Linked DNA regions of Homo sapiens: region 2 is linked to region 1. The links are chromatin loops, found by intact Hi-C in ENCODE. Cell type or tissue: endothelial cell of umbilical vein. All regions are shown on one strand.

Evidence for each region. Hi-C counts contacts between places; a loop is a spot of excess contacts. Peaks named below come from ENCODE experiments on the same cell type or tissue, not always from the same donor. Only the 100,000 strongest peaks of a DNase experiment are listed, where the experiment ranks them.
Region 2: it touches region 1 in a loop (2.0-fold over the local background); 2 of 110 quality-filtered maps call a loop at or near these places.

What each region holds. Positions count from the first base shown.
Region 1 is chr10:16,640,428-16,648,427 of GRCh38, reverse strand. The region is part of intron 8 of RSU1 (Ras suppressor protein 1); the gene reads left to right. Among named protein-coding and RNA genes, the nearest start is that of C1QL3, 120 kb to the right of the region's middle. In endothelial cell of umbilical vein, no CTCF peak of the experiment used is centred here; a DNase peak (open chromatin) is centred at 4,057; H3K27ac peaks cover 568 bases.
Region 2 is chr10:16,773,406-16,781,405 of GRCh38, reverse strand. All of the region lies in intron 3 of RSU1 (Ras suppressor protein 1), which reads left to right. Among named protein-coding and RNA genes, the nearest start is that of RSU1, 40 kb to the left of the region's middle. RefSeq lists a silencer at 1,607-1,656. In endothelial cell of umbilical vein, a CTCF peak has its summit at 3,732 (motif pointing right); DNase peaks (open chromatin) are centred at 3,535 and 4,285; H3K27ac peaks cover 2,577 bases.

The DNA of each region.
Region 1 (8,000 bases):
CTCTGCCCAGAGTCAGCACATTAGCATTTGAGAAATCAGGTTATCTGACTTTGGTTGATTGAGCTGCCTTTGAACTGCCTTAGTTTCCCCAAAATGATCATTCTTTGTGAGATGGAAGACAAAAGTGATTCAAAGACACTTCATTCAGAAGAAAGCACGTAACGCTAGGTGTGGAGGCTAGTGCCTGTAATCCCAGCACTTTAGGAAGTGGAGGCAGGAGGATGGCTTGAGCCCAGGAGTTCAAGACCAGCCTAGGCAACATAGTGAGACCTAGTCTCTTAAAAAAAAAAAAAAATTTTTTTTTTTTTTAAATTAGCCAGGCACAATGGCTCATGACTGTAGTCTCAGCTACTTGGGAGGCTGAGGTAGGAGGATTGCTTAAACCCAGCAGGTCAAGGCTGCAGTGAGCCCTGAGCAGGCCACCACACTCCAGCCTGGGTGACAGAGCAAAACCTTGTCTCAAAGAAAAACAAGAAAAAGAAGAAAGCACACAGTTTAGCAGTCATCCCAATTCCTGCCTATGTGCCAGTCAAAGAATAGTCAGATGCCAAAGAGCTCATGTGGTGGTGGAGTTTTTTTTAAATAGCTTTATTGAGATAAAATTCACATCCCATACAATTCACTCATTCAAAATGTGCACTTCAGTAGCTTTTTATATATTCATACAGTTAGCATTCATCCCTACAGTCAATTATAGAACATTTTATAATCCCCCCAGAAGATGCCACAACCCTTAGCATCACCGCCAACTTCTCTTCCCCCAGCCCTTGGCAACCACTCATCTACTCTCTGTCTCTCTACATTTGCCTGTTCTGGACATTTCATATAAATGGAGTCATACCATATGTTAGTACTTAATTCCTTTTTATGTCTGAATAACATCATACTATATGGTTTTACCATGTTTCTTTGTCCATTCACAAATTGATGGATATTTGGGTTATTCTGGCTATTATGAGTAATGCTTCTGTGAACATTTCCGTACAAGTTTTTGCATGGACATACGTTTTCATTTGTCTTGGGCGTGTACCTAGGAGTGGAATTGCCGGGTCAAATGGTAACTATGTTTAACCGTTTGAGGAGCAGCCAGACTCTTTTCCAAAGCACCTGCAACCACTTTACATACCTATCCACAATGTGTGAAAGTTCCAGTACGGGCTGGGCGCGGTGGCTCACACCAGTAATCCCAACACTTTGGGAGGCCGAGGCGTGTAGATCACGAGGTCAGGAGATTGAGGCTATCCTGGCCAACATGGTGAAACTCCATCTCTACTTAAAATATAAAAAATGAGCTGGGTGCATTGGCACGCATATGTTAGCTACTCAGGAGGCTGAGGCAGGAGAATCGCTTGAACCTGGGAGGCGGAGGTTGCAGTGAGCCGAGATCACACCACTGCACTCCAGCCTGGAGACAGAGAGAGACTCCATCTCAAAAAAAAAAAAAAAAGTTGCAGTACCTCCACATCCTGGCCAACACATGTTACCATCTGACATTTTGGTTCCAGCCCCATTTCACACCCACTGGTATGAAATGCTATCTCATTGTGGTTTTGGTTTGCGTGTTGATTCCAGCCTCATTTCACACCAGTGTGATGTCTCGTTGTGGTTTTGATTTGCATTTCCCTAACGGCTTTGATGCTGGACATCTTATCCATGTGCTTACTCACATATTTTAATATTATTAGTTACAATGCCTTGCAAGCTAATGCTTGCCACCATGGTATCTTTGAGACTGTTACTCAGAAGTATTGACTGACATGTGCCATGTAGTAACCCCTGGAGCTGGAAGGAGCTTGAGGCCCTGCCTCGGTGACATACAGGGTAGGAGGAAGGAAAAAAACACTTTAAATATATGAAATAAAGTGTTCGGGGAGCTACGATGGAAGTGTGTGCGGGGACCAATGGGAACATCAGGGTGGAAGGGTTTGATTCTGCTGGAGAGAAGGGACTTGATCGGGGCAAAAGAGTCAGAGAGGAGGTGATGGTTCATCTGTAAACAATGATGTTTCAGTCATTGAACCAAGAAGGAGGATACCAGGATGAATAAACCACGGCTCCTGACTGTACGGATAGTGAGCAGGGGCTGTTTTGAGTCTTGATTCTTGACAGTTAAGATGTTTGAGGCCACAGTTGAACACAGCGTTCCTGACCTGGTGTCTTTCTCCTTTACTGAAACCCTCCCAAATGGGGAACGGGCTTTCTCCTATCACTCAGAAGGGGTGGGATATCACAAAACACCAGAATGAGAGCTGTGCCCAGTGGTTCCAGAAACTGCTTTCTTGCTGTTGCTTTTGTTGTAGTTGTGGTTTCTGTTTTGAATGCACATTTATATATGTATGTGTGTGTGTGTGTGTGTGTGTGTGTGTATATATATATACACATATATGTATATACACATATATATACACATATATGTATATACACATATATATACACATATATGTATATACACATATATATACACATATATGTATATACACATATATATACACATATGTGTATATACACATATATATACATATATGTGTATATACATATATGTATATACACATATATGTATATATACGTATATATTTTAAAACCTTCTAGACAAAATGTGACTTGTTTTTGTTGTTTTTTTTGTGACAGAGTCTCGCTCTGTCGTCCAGGCTGGAGTGCAGTGGCGTGATCTCGGCTTACTGCAACCTCCGCCTCCCGAGTTCAAGTGATTCTCCTGCCTCAGCCTCCCAAGTAGTTGGGATTACAGGTGTGCGCCACACGCCTGGCTAATTTTTGTGTTTTTAGTAGAGATGAGGTTTTGCCATGTTGCCCAGCCTGGTCCTGAACTCCTGAGCTCAAGCGATCCGCCCGCCTCAGCTTCCCAAAGTGCTGGGATTACAGCGTGAGCCACCGCACCCAGCCACATTGTGACTTGTAATCTTTGATTTATGAGAGATGAAGTGACTATCCTAGGTCTGTTGCATACATGAAAGAAATTTTTTCTTTTGGAAAAGTTTATTTTCCAATGAAATGTTTGGATTTTCAGGATTTTTCATTATTATGATTCATTCTTTTTCTGATATCTTCTATGACATTTTGGAGGAAAAGATGAGCTTTTGGGAAACATGCAAACAAACAAAACCACCTTTGGTACTAAATCTCACCTAGAATGAATACTTCTGCATTTTAAAAACTCTCCAAGATATGGTTTAAAAGATGAGAGTAGAAGTGACCTTCACCAACCTTGCTAGCCCAAATCCTTATTTATGTTTACGAAATTTGCAACTCTGACATGATATTTTAGAAAGCCATATAAAATGATTTTGCCCATTGGTTATGGTGTTTAATGGCTTAAGGAAAAATATATTTGTATCTTGAAACTTCTGGACCCATTCCAACAAGACTGCTTTTTCCCCCCTTTAAGATATATGAGGAAGCGTGTTGAGAAATCAGAGCTATTAAATATTATCATACAATTTCCTTGATTTCATTTTCTTGCAGATAAAATTAGACCAGGAATATAGGGTTTTCTGGAATGCTTTCATGAAAAAATAGGTGATTGCAGAAATGCCATGAAATAATTAAATCTCAATTATTTGTACTGGTGTTTTCTTAAATGTAATTTAACCTGTCACAATACACATTTTTGCTTATCAGATCACTTTTATTAATAGGATTGAGAAAATGTTCACTCTTACTTCCTCCTGCTATGAATATTGCTCTCCTGTTCACCATAAATATTCCCTTTCCTTTTCTTCTTTCTGCAGATCCATTTAGCGGGCAAAATCAGAACACTGCGCTATGTGTGGCAGTTAATGCCACAGGTCTGGGAGACCCAGAGCCTGGTTTCTGTTCTAGAGTCACTACTTTTTAGCTGTATGACCTTGAGCAAGACCTTTAAGTTCTCTTAGGGCTCAATTTCCTCTTCCGTAACATGTAAAGTCTGTTATAGCACATATATCCAAGCACTACTTTGAAGAATAATAAGATAGTGCAGAAAAACACACACAGCCAGGTATCTGGCACGTGGGAAATGCCACTCACGTAATGTGTAATCACCGTATTTGTGGTTATGTCTCCTTAGGGTAGGAAAGGGGAGTGTTTAAATTCAGATCCCTCAGACTATCGAGAAACATGTTTGTTGTGGAGATGACTCACTTTGAAAACATGAACTTCCTATATAATTTGTAAGTCATTTTCATTGGGGAGCATAGTAGTGAGTTGTAGATAGGAATTGCCTCAGCTTATAGTTATTGACAGCTTTGCAGGTGCCAAATACAGCTCTAGGGACTATATAATCACTCTTCAGTAACCATAGGGGATTGGTTCTAGGACCCCCCCCCACCACCCTCTGCCCACCTTACAATACCAAAATCTGCAGATGCTTAAGTCCCTGAAATAAAATGGTGTATTTGCATGTAACCTATGCACATCCTCCCCTATACTTGAAATCATCTCTGGATTACTTGTAATACCCAATATGATGTCAACGTTATGTAAATAGTTGTTACACTGTATTGGTTAGAGAATAATGACAAGTTTTTTTAAAAAAAAAAATCTTCACTTGTTCAGTACAGACGCAGCCATCCATTGTTTTTTCTTTGAGTATTTTTTTTATTTGGAGTTGACTGGGCTTGCAGACATGAAGGGCTGAATATACTTGCATTCTCTACTTTAGCCTTAACAGCGACCCTTTAAGGCAGGTGCTCTTAGTATGCGCATTTGGAGAACCATGTTCCAAGTCTGTTATGTAGATTTGGAAACTGAGACACAGAAAAGTTAGCTAACTTTCCCAAGATCACAGAGTTAATAAAGGCAGATAGGTAACTCTATGGGCTGTTTTGCATACTGCTCACTTTATGTTATGTGAGTGAGAGTGAATATGAAATACAAGGTGTTTGTCATTTTAATTCTTGGAAGGAGGAGAAGTAAGGCAATAAGAGTTCCAATATACTTGTTTCTAACCTAATTTTGTATGTAATATATAATTTATATATTTTAAGTCATGCATTCATTATTATAAATAAAGCTTCTGCCCACAAAGTACTAAGTTAATAATCTAGCCAATTTTTTAATGTATGAGCATTATTTATGTACTGAAAATAACTTTTACATCTTCAAAGTATCTACTAGGAATCATTGAAGCAAAGGGTAGCTATCATTTTTAAGGCAATGATGGTATTTCATGTCTCAGTAACAGATCACATCTTCCATGCTCTTCTATAAATTGTTATTTATGTGTTTGAAGTCATCCAGACAAATCCATATCACCCCCATAGCTGGGCATTACTGAGTTCATATACTGTATTATGATTATTAAATAAACTAGTTCTGTACAGATTCACAACTGTCCTTCAAGGTGATATCTCTACATAGCCGTGCTGTTTTACAAATCCCATCATTATGAAAATATTAATTTTTTTTGTCTCCTAAGTAAAGTAAGCAGTAAACACTTGTACTTATCAAAAAGGACTTGTTAACATTTCACCTCTTAAAATTAACATTTTAATTATAAGCATTGGTAGTTTTTTGTTTTGACTTGTTATTTAAAGAATAAGCATGAAATTTTACTGTACATAAATTATACTTCAATAAACCTGGCTTTTAGAAGGCAAAGGAATGCATAACTATTGGAAAGGTTGAGACTGGCGAAGAAGTATGCATAAATTCAAAACGGAATTTACAAGGATTTTGTTTGATGCGGTGGTTAGTCTTTTGGAAATAGGTTTAAGATTAGTGCTTTTACATACATAATATATGATTTCAGGGTCCATTTAGAGAATATTTATCTGTATGACTAGAAGAGAATGTTACAAATTGAATTTTAAGAATAATGCTCTAATTTTACATAACGCCAAGCATGATGTTTCTTTGTTTACCTACCATATTAAAAGACATGCCATCCTGGATATCATTAATGGCCAAAAAACTTAAGACGAAAGTGGCTCTTCCCCCAGCATGCAGCAGACAGTCTATGAAAAATCACTGATAGGAAAGGTTAGAGACTCAAAAATCTATCACTGGTAATAGATTCCTATTGCTAACCAGAGTCCAAGGTGAGAAGCTGGCATTGGTGCAGTTTCTGCCTGCAAGATGCCCTCTGTGGGTCTCCGCAGAGCAGCACGTTGTTTTTCTACAGCTTCTCTGGATTATCCTGTTTGGTTTTGCATACATTTATTACCATGTCCCTTGCCTCTTTTCCTCCTCCCTACCTGCCTGCCTTAGCTCATCTCACTGTTTTTTTCAGTAACGTTATTACAGAGAAAGTGGATTTCAGTATTCCTCTCTATCAGGTGATGCGTCAGGTGACAGAGAAAATCAGAATCAGACTGAAATCAGACTGCTGCCTGTTATCAATTCCATCTCTGTTTCCATATCCTAAAAAAATCAAGAGCAGCAGGATGTTTTTATAAACCTGTAATACCAAGTTTATGAAAGTTAGCTGAATCTTAGATTGTCAGCGCTAAAAGGAATCCTGTGGGACACTTTTCACACTTGGAGCAGCCAGCTTGTCAGAGGGTCCTGGGCCAGGTTCCAGGCCCTGCTGCCCGCTCTGCTACATGGATCAGGTTTCTGATGCCTTACCCTGCTCAGAGCCAAACTGTACAACCCAGCCCGTGCCTTCCTGCTCTCCTGCCTGGATGGGAAGTCGGTCTGCTGTGAAAGTGGGCACGACTGCTACTGGATGTGAACCTGGGATGAATATCCCTGGGTAGTAGCAGAAGTTGAAGAATTACCCAGGCTTTCAGGCTCCAAGTCACATTCTGGGAAGGCAGGGGCTGTTGTTGGCAATGGAAATCTGGCCTGAGAGTTTCAGAGAGCCAGGTTCATTAATGGGCCCACCCAAGCCCTGGCTGTGTGCTTGTCCTAATAAAGATGTACTTACAACAACCAATTCCATATGCAGATGTGAGTGTGGGTGTGTGAATAACCTTTTTAATTTTTTTTTTTTTTTTTGAGATAAAGTCTCACCCTGTTGCCCACGCTGGAGTGCAGTGGCACAGTCTCGGCTTACTGCAACCTCCGCCTCTTGGGTTCATACGAGTCTTCTGCCTCAGCCTCCCGAGTAGCTGGGACTACAGGTGCCTGTCACCACGCCCGGTTAATTTTTTGTATTTTTAGTAGAGATGGGTTTCCACCATGTTGGCCAGGCTGAAACTTTTTAAAGTCTTCAATCTGCTTTGAGGAAACAAACAACCTGAAAACATAACCAATTAGTTGGTGGACTGTAGTGTTGTCAGGTGATTCCATTTGTGATCCTAGAGCCTGAGTGTTTATTTTATTTCATTTTAAGTTCCAGGGTACATGGGCAGGAAGTGCAGGTTTGTTACATAGGTAAACGTGTGCCATGGTGGACTGCTGCACCTGTCAACCCATCACCTGAGTATTAAGCACAACATGCATTAGCTAGTTTTCCTGACGTAGAGCCTGACTTTAATGGTGGCCATGGTGGGAACAATGATACTACAAGCCTTCTTCCCTAATAATAATGCTGTGGGAGGACCCATTGTTCAATTCCATTCTTTCAGTCGCAGCATTGCCTCAGAACCTGTTTCATGTTTATGACAGGCCCTTGGCTAAGGGATTCAGTGGTGCCTGAAGACAGGGAGCTTCATAAATAGATGTAAGCTCAAAGCATGGTGAATCAGGCTGTGCTATGAGAGCTTGTAACAGGGGACCCAACAGCCAGCTGAACCCCTGAAGAGGGGCAGGAGCTAACCAGGTGAAGGAATGAGAAGGCAGGTACCATCCGGGTGTGAGCCTGGAAGGCATTCCCAGCAGAGAAAAGCACACATGCGAAGGCCCTGTGGCAGCAGGGGGTAAGGCCCATTTGAGAAATTGACTATGCTTGGAGTAGTCACCAGTGGTCCCAGGGAAGGTCAGAATGCAAGCAGGGGCTACCTTATTCCAGGCCCAGTGGCCCATGTTCAGGATTTTTATCCTCTAGTAGCAAATGTGAAAGGGCAGGGGTGTGATCAGATTGACTTTTTGAAAAGATTGCTTTAGACTCTGTGCATAGA
Region 2 (8,000 bases), 130 kb before region 1:
ATCTGCATTTTTCAAATTTTTGAGTCTGGCTTCCCCAAAAGAAAAATTCTGCTGGGTATCCATAGAGCCCCACAGTAGACGTATCTGCTTAGCATAGATGAATGCCTATTTTTATATGACTATCTTGTGTGCATGATGGGCCGTTTTCTTCGTAGAGCTGTGGCTTTAAAGATTTTAATGACAGGGACCCACGCTCCTTTCCCATTCCTAATGACTCAGTTCTTTTTGCTTGCCATTTTTCTTGCAGACTTGAATGATTTTCTAATCATGTGGCAAGAATTTGTGAAGGAGCTTTCCGAGTCCAGTGAAATTGAGCAGAATGTCATGTTGAGGGATTTGTGTCATGAATTTATGTGTGTATGTGCATTATATACAGCTTGAAGCGATGTCACAGAGCTGTTGATTATTGAGAATTAAGAGTGGCAGCAGGGTCCCCTCATGTGCAAGAAACAAGTGGATTAGTCGTTGTTAGCCAAAGCGTATATTTGTAAGGCAAAGGCAGAGTGACGGCACAGTTGTCACACTTAAGTAGTGGTGGCCACAGAAGCCAAAAGTGAGACCTACAAGTCATGTGTGGTCATTGTTGTAACAGGTAATTTATTGCCGGTTCCATTGTTTTTCTGGGAAATGGTCCCGTGGTCCACAGAGACCAGATTCTCAGTTCAGAAGGGATTCATGGTCTGTTTTGAAGCGTGGACCACGTGATTCCTAAATCCCCCAAGATTTGTGAGCAGTAATAACTGACATGTTCTGTTGTGTAGTTTAGTAAAGTATTTCTTAATTGCTAAGCTTACCATTGTTACAACAATGATACCTTGTTTTGCTTATCTTGTGCAAACCAGTTTACACAAGAAAGCAAAACTGGCCAGGATCAGTGACCGATGCCTGTAATCCCAGCACTTAGGAAGGCTGAGGTAGGAGGATTGCTTGAGCCTAGGAGTTTGAGACCAGCCAAGGCAGCATACTGAGGCCCCCATCTCTACCAAAAATCAAAAAATTAACCGGACATAGTGGGTCCAGCACCTGTGGTCCCAGCTACTGAAGAGGCTGAGCCCAGTAGGTCGAGGTTGCAGTGAGCCATGATGACGACCCTGCTCTGCAGCCTGGACGACAGAGGTAGACCCTGTCTCCAACAGGAAGAAAGCAAAACCTTTATTTCTATTATATCATTCATTGATCTCTTCTTTAAAAACATCTTTCAGATCACTGTAGTTTATTTCTTTTTACATCTTCACAAAGATAGAAATCTCAGGAGTCAATGGATCAGTTTCTTCCTCCAGGCATTATAATATTAGGTTAATTTAGAGGAGCATATTTATATGTGGAGTTACATTGTGTTGGCCATTCAGGAGACTGACTGTGAAAGAATCCAAACTTTATATTTCTGCCTTGCCAGTTTTTTTTTCCTTTTCTTCACTCCATTTGAGACACTCTTGACCTAATCCAGTAAACTCTAATTAATAGTCTTGGTAAATTCTGTTTCAAGCCATCCTGAGTAGCGTCACTGACACCCGATCTGTTTCAGTAAGGTCAAATTAGCATCCTTTACTATTTTTCTGGCATTTAAATGAATGACTTTGCTATGGTTTTTCAAGTGTTTATAGTAAATATGTCCATTTGATGGAAATATAAATATGCATTAAGTGTAAGTGGCTAGGCACACCCTGCTGTCACTTTTTATGGTAATCAGTGTCTTTCACTTTCTGTTGTTTTTAATAGGGACCAGCTGACAACGCCACATTAAAACCACAGGGACTCAAAAGATAACTCCCCCACCCCCTCACCCGGCACTGCTTTTATCTTGCAAAAGTATTCATGTTTTTCTCTTAGTATGCCAATTACACCGTTCTCTGACATTTCCACTTATGTACTCATGGAAGGAATGAATGGTTTACTCAAACTGGGACATTGATTTGGGGACACTGTTGACTCCACTGACTTAAGATCTACAGGGTTATTGAAACAGTGTGGCACGTGGTTGACTTGCCTTTTCTTGCCAGTGGTTTTGGCCTTGACATGTCTACCCAGGGCAGTAAAAGTGAGGCGACAAGGAAGCTGAAAGTGGGATCTGTGATTCTGAAATTCCTCAAGAATCTGGGAGCAGAAATTCCTGAACTTTTAAATACTGCAGTTCATAAAAATATTAATGTATTGTCAAGCTAATTGCTGTTAATGCTCCAAGACTATTATGGTGCCCCTATTTGAATTTAAACCTGGGAGCTTGGGGCAGCGTTGATGGGTTTTTGAAGTCAGCGGGGGACTTAATCTGTCTGTAGCAACTTTCCTAGATATGTATATATGCATGATGTGTTTAAGGAGACGGGAAGAATAGTTGCAAGTGAATTTTTTTCTTCTGCCTTTTTGCTATGAATGGGCAGGTACTAACTTTGAATGCAACAAAGTCATTGGCAAAGTCAGAATGCAAAGCCATCCTGGCCCAATGGGAAGAGTTTCAGATTGAAGATCCTTTCGGAAATAATGCTTTCTTTGAGCACCTGCCTGTGATGCAGTACGCACCTGGCAGAAGGCTGGCTTACTCTCATGCACTCACTGCCCCTCTCTGCCTTTCAGAAACTGCCCTAATCTGCCCCACATCCCATGCCAGCCTCTCCTCTCCATTTGCTGCTCTAGGAAGATGGATCATCTTCTGTCCCCCCGTAGCCCTGCCTCTGGGCCCAGGATCTACTCTTGCCTGCCTCTCCTCCTCCCTCCTCCTCTCTACCAGCCTCTCCCCATCCTCCCCTGGGGGCCCCCTGGCTGGTCTGGCCCATCTGAAGCCTTTCCTCCCCAAACTCTCTTGCATGTAGACTCTTTAACTCTAGCATGGCATTCCCTGTCCTTCTCTTCCTTTGTGTTTTTTTTCTCTCTCCAAATAGATGGTCAGCTTTTGTGGAAGCATGGATCATTTCATATTCTTCCTGAATGCCTGTGACTGGGCCCTTAGTGGCTTCGCAGTAATTACCTGTATAAACCGAGTGTTCATTGCTCCCAGGAGGTATGTGAATGACAGGGAAGGGCAGAGAGGAAACTGCTGGCTGGAGAGAAAGTGGGGAACATTGGGATCAGATGGTTTCTTTGGGATTAACTGGTATAGGGACTTGAGTAGATGTGGCTGCCACAGACTTCTGTTTCTTACTCGTTGTGTGCTCATTTCAAACATGGTAGAGCGTGATGCTCTAAAGATACATGACCTTCAGCCTGGGCAACATAGCAAGACCCCATCTCTTAAAAAAAACATGAGCCAGGCATCTCAGCTACTGTGGAGGCTGTAGTGTGAGGATCACTTCAACCCAGGAGTTTGAGGCTGCAGTGAGCTGTGATTGTACTACTGCACTCCAGCCTGGGTGACAGGGCAAGACCCTATCTCAAAAAAAAAAAAAAAAAAAAGGTATATGACCTTATGTCCAATAAATGATGGCCATCTCATCTTTACAATCATAGAGCCAAGGAATGATGGGCTGTGATGTGTTACTCAGGCACACAAAGGACTCGCAGCCAGGGAAACTGTTTTCATGACCGCTCAGATGCGTGGGAAGGCAGCAATAATGCCGAAGGTCATCTTCCTGTGTTTCTTTGCTTTTCCTTCCTGCCCCTGGCCTCTGTGGTTACCCTCCCTTTCAAGCCACTGTCAGCTGAGTCTTTTTTAGTCTGCTCCTTAATCCAATCCCTAGGTTTTATGGTGTTTTGGAAGTGTGAGCTTTGTAAATGCTTTCCTACTTGTTTTTTGTTTTTAAAAAGGAGTTTCTTTTGGGGACAACCATTTTAAGACTTGTCCACTAGAGGTCACTGTTGAGACACATATGTCTCCTCCAGGTTTTGTACCTAAAGATTAGAAACCACCTTTGTTGTGAGAATAAATTTTGTGCAGGCTCTCCGGCCCTGCACCACAGGGCATGTTGCTATTGCTGCTTACACAGTGCAGTTTTTACCACATTTAAGGTAAATCCTTATAGAAGGAGGTATGCTGTGTTTTTTGTTCTCCTACCATGAAAATATTCAGTTTCACGTATCATTTTTTAGTGTTTATTATGGCTACTTTCTCAAATTAGAAACATTTCTCTTCCTCCAATATCCTTACGTTGAAAGAATTATACTGCTTTCCATAGTATTTTGTATTGGGCATATTTGAGTTTTTTTTTTTAATCTGTGGAAGAAAGTTTGAAGTATTTATGTAACCAGATTTTAATTCAAAAATAACTGTAAAAATCAGGAAAATGTGTATTTTGTGCATATTTATGCTGATTCGTATACTGCTCAATTCCATTGTGTTGGGGAGAATATGAAATGAATGTACAACAGGAAATGAATTGCATTCTGTAGCAGTGATAAAACAAGCTCTGGGCATTACGTTTTTAAGTGAAGTTTTCCTTAAGTTTTAAAAAAATTTTATTCCAACAGCAAAACCCACACGTAAACATTGCAAGCTACTACTGCACTCCAGCCTGGGTGACAGGGCAAGACCCTATCTCAAAAAAAAAATTAAAAAAAAATAAAAATATGACCTTATGTCCAGTAAATGATGGCCATCTCATCTTTACAATCATAGAGCCAAGGAATGATGGGCTTAAATACGGCAGTAGTTTTTTTTTTTTTTTTTAAATTTTGTGACCCATGTGTGTTGAGGATTAGACATTCGTCATTTTGTGCAAGAAATAACCAAGGATATCTTTTTGCTCTGTGCAAACATTGAGGAGCCGACATTTATGTAAAACTTTTCAAAAGTGTGGGTCTCTGAATGTAATTGTTTAGTTTTATACTTTTAACTGCCATGTAAAACCTTTTCCTGAGGTATTGGCAGTTTTGCCTACAATTTCAGGTCTTCACTGTGACCATATCTCATCATTTAATGCATCGGAAATGGCCAGGCAGGTAGTAAACCTAAGTTTTATGGCAAAATGTGGGTTTTTTTTTTTTAATATACACTATTTCCTATTAGTTACAGCTTATGTATGAATTTAGAATTATAACAAACAAGAAATACTAAGATACCTTCTTTGGTGGTTTCAATAATTTATTTATCAAAGATAATATTCTAAGTACATAGAATTTAATACTTTTAAATTTTATGCAGATGTATACATTGATTATCTACCATAAGTCATATTATAAACAAATTAAGCAGCATATTTCACATGAAAATACTGCATTCTTAAAATTTGTAGATCCAATTATAATGAAGAAAATTTAGCAGTTTTTAAAAAGCATAATACATTGAAACCTTTTTATGCAGACATAATAGATTGCTGGGATGATTGAGAAGAATTAACTGTCTGAATTCCTGAGGACGACCTTCACCACTCTTCTCAGACCTTGCTGTTCTTAAGTCTGTAGTTATTCCCTCCTTCATAGATTATTTGTCATGCTTTATGCAAAAGTTCTTGTGCATGGCTTGTATGAAATTAAACCATGAGGGGGGAATATGTAAAATAAATGGTCTCTGTGTCATGAATTTATCTTGTGACAATATCAAAACAACTTGCTGTTCGCATTTTAACAGAGTGTAAATGTGTTTATAATACAGAGGCTTTGATCAATAACTTATTTTTTTAAATTACTGCACATTTATCAGTTTGCTTCTCTGCCATCATTAAAAGATGAGAGTTAAAAAAATATGCATAGTATCTTTGAGTCTAACAGCTATTAATTAAACAATATCTATCTGATGGTACCGGTAGTCAGGTTACCATAAAAAAGCACTGGCAGTTGGGCATGTGTTGCGATTTTTTGGCTGTAGTGAGTGAGCACCTGAGATCATGCTATGGGAGGGTCTGTTGACCCAGGAACCCAGAACCAGTGCAGCCAAGGCCAGCGAATGAAGTCGAAGACGTGTCCTGCCGGTGGCATCTAATCTGTCCTCAGCTTGTAGACTGTGGCCACCCCCCACCCCCATTCCTTTTGTTGTCAGCCCCACCAACCAAAATGTACCTGTTCTAGAATCCTTTTTCTAGAGGTCCTGTTTTGTGCTAAGCGGAAGCCAGCTAACGTGCTAATTCCTCCACAATATATTTTTAAATGGAACCACCCCAATCGTGAGAACTTCAGAACGGTGGCAGGCTGTGGAGAAAATAAGACGGGGGAGTGTAAGCCTGTCACTTTCCAACTCATAATTAGCCCATGTGCGGGGCTGATCCTGAAAAAGGTTTCTATTGCTATTGATGATAGAATGTCTATCAAACAGAATTGATTTAATAGCAAAATATTATACGTACATTTTCAGTTGATGCCCTCTCTCCTATATCACTTGATGTGTGTGTACATGTGAGTATGTGTGCAGAATGATAGAGGAGATACACTAAGAGGTGCAATACTTAGGTACATACATTCTTGTAGAGCATCTCTTCTCTTTTTTTATGTTTTTATTTTTTAGAGATAGTGTTTTTATCACCCAGGTTGGAGTACAGTGGCACAATCCTAGCTCACTGTAACCTGAAACTCCTGGGCTCAAGCAAGCCTCCTAGATAGATGTGCACCACCACGCCTGGCTAATTTGCCCAGGCTGGACTCAAACTCCTGGGCTCAAGTGGTCCTCCTGCCTTGGCCTCCAAAAGTACCAGAAATACAGGCCACTGTGAGCCCCTGTGCCCAGCCTTCTTAACTTTTCTTAAGTCACTGATCTTTTTAAATAATAGAGTGAAAACTACAACCCTGATCTGTAGAGAAGTGCACGTGATGGTTGTAATTCCAGCAGAGGCTTGTGGATCCCATTGTGTTCATCCATGAATTCTTTAGAGGTCCATGCAGCTCAGATTTAGAAACTCCAGAATCGGATGAAGATAACACTAGTATGTTTGCATGCAGTGTGGACATAGGGATGCTATTTTTTTGTTTGTTTGTTTGAGACAGGATCTCACTCTGTCACCCAGGTTGGAATGCGGTGGCGTGATTTCGGCTCACTGCAACCTCCATCTCCCGAGTTCAAGCGATTCTTCTGCCTCAGCCTCCCTAGTAGCTGGGACTACAGGTGTGCACTGCCATGCCCAGCTAGTTTTTGTTTTTAGTAGAGACGGGTTTCACCATGTTGGCCAGGCTGGTCTTGAACTCCTGGCCTCAAGCAATCTGCTTGCCTCGGCCTAGTGATGCTATTTCTTAAAGGAGATGCTCCTTGGAGATTTGTATAAAACTTTAGATGATTTTTAATGCATCACAGAACTCATTCTTGATGACTTTTTAAAAAATATTGATAAGTGCCATCTTATTAATCTGCTTAAATTTACATTTTGTTAAATAAGAATTTGCAATCCTGTAGCTCCCAGGGTTGAACAGAACGTGTGTGGGCATATGGGCATATGCAGTTTTTTTTTTTTTTAACGGAATACCTTTCCCATTTCCATTTTTCTTTCTGTTCATCAGTCAGCCTCATAGACCAAAACCACTCAGATACAATTGATAACCAGTAACAAACTCATTGACCTTGCGTTTTGCTGTTTTCAGTCTGAACCCTCTTTTGTCTAATTTTTTGCTGGTTCTTTAGCTTTTTTCCCCTGCCTATCTATTCTTTGTTCTAGTCACCTGATTTTTTTAAAAAAACTGATGTTCCTACCCCTTTCTCTGAATTTGGCTTATCCTTCAGAAAGTTGAGATGAATGCTCATCTTTCTCTGTGAAGCCCTCCTTTTCATCCAACTGAACCAGCACTGTGTGGAAAGAAATACAAGGCACCCCACAGCCTGTGGGACCATCAAGAACAACACCTATATAATAACTTCAGCAGGAAGTGAAAGAGAAAAGAGTGAATTTGTTGAACCCCCACTCTGTATTACGTGGAGGAGGCAGGTGTAAAGTGATTAAGTGACCAGAATGAGGAGGCGACAGAGCTTTCTGTACAGCTTCCAAGTGGCTGCTCCGCCGTGTCCCCTGCTGCCTCTGCAAGTGATCTGTGTGTGCACTTGACGTCCCGTTAGGTCAGTGTAGGAGCTCCATGGACGAAGCGTTCCTGTGGCTCTGGATCCTTACTCCTTCCAGTCGAAGAACGGGAGAATTCCTAAGGTTAAAAGCCATAGT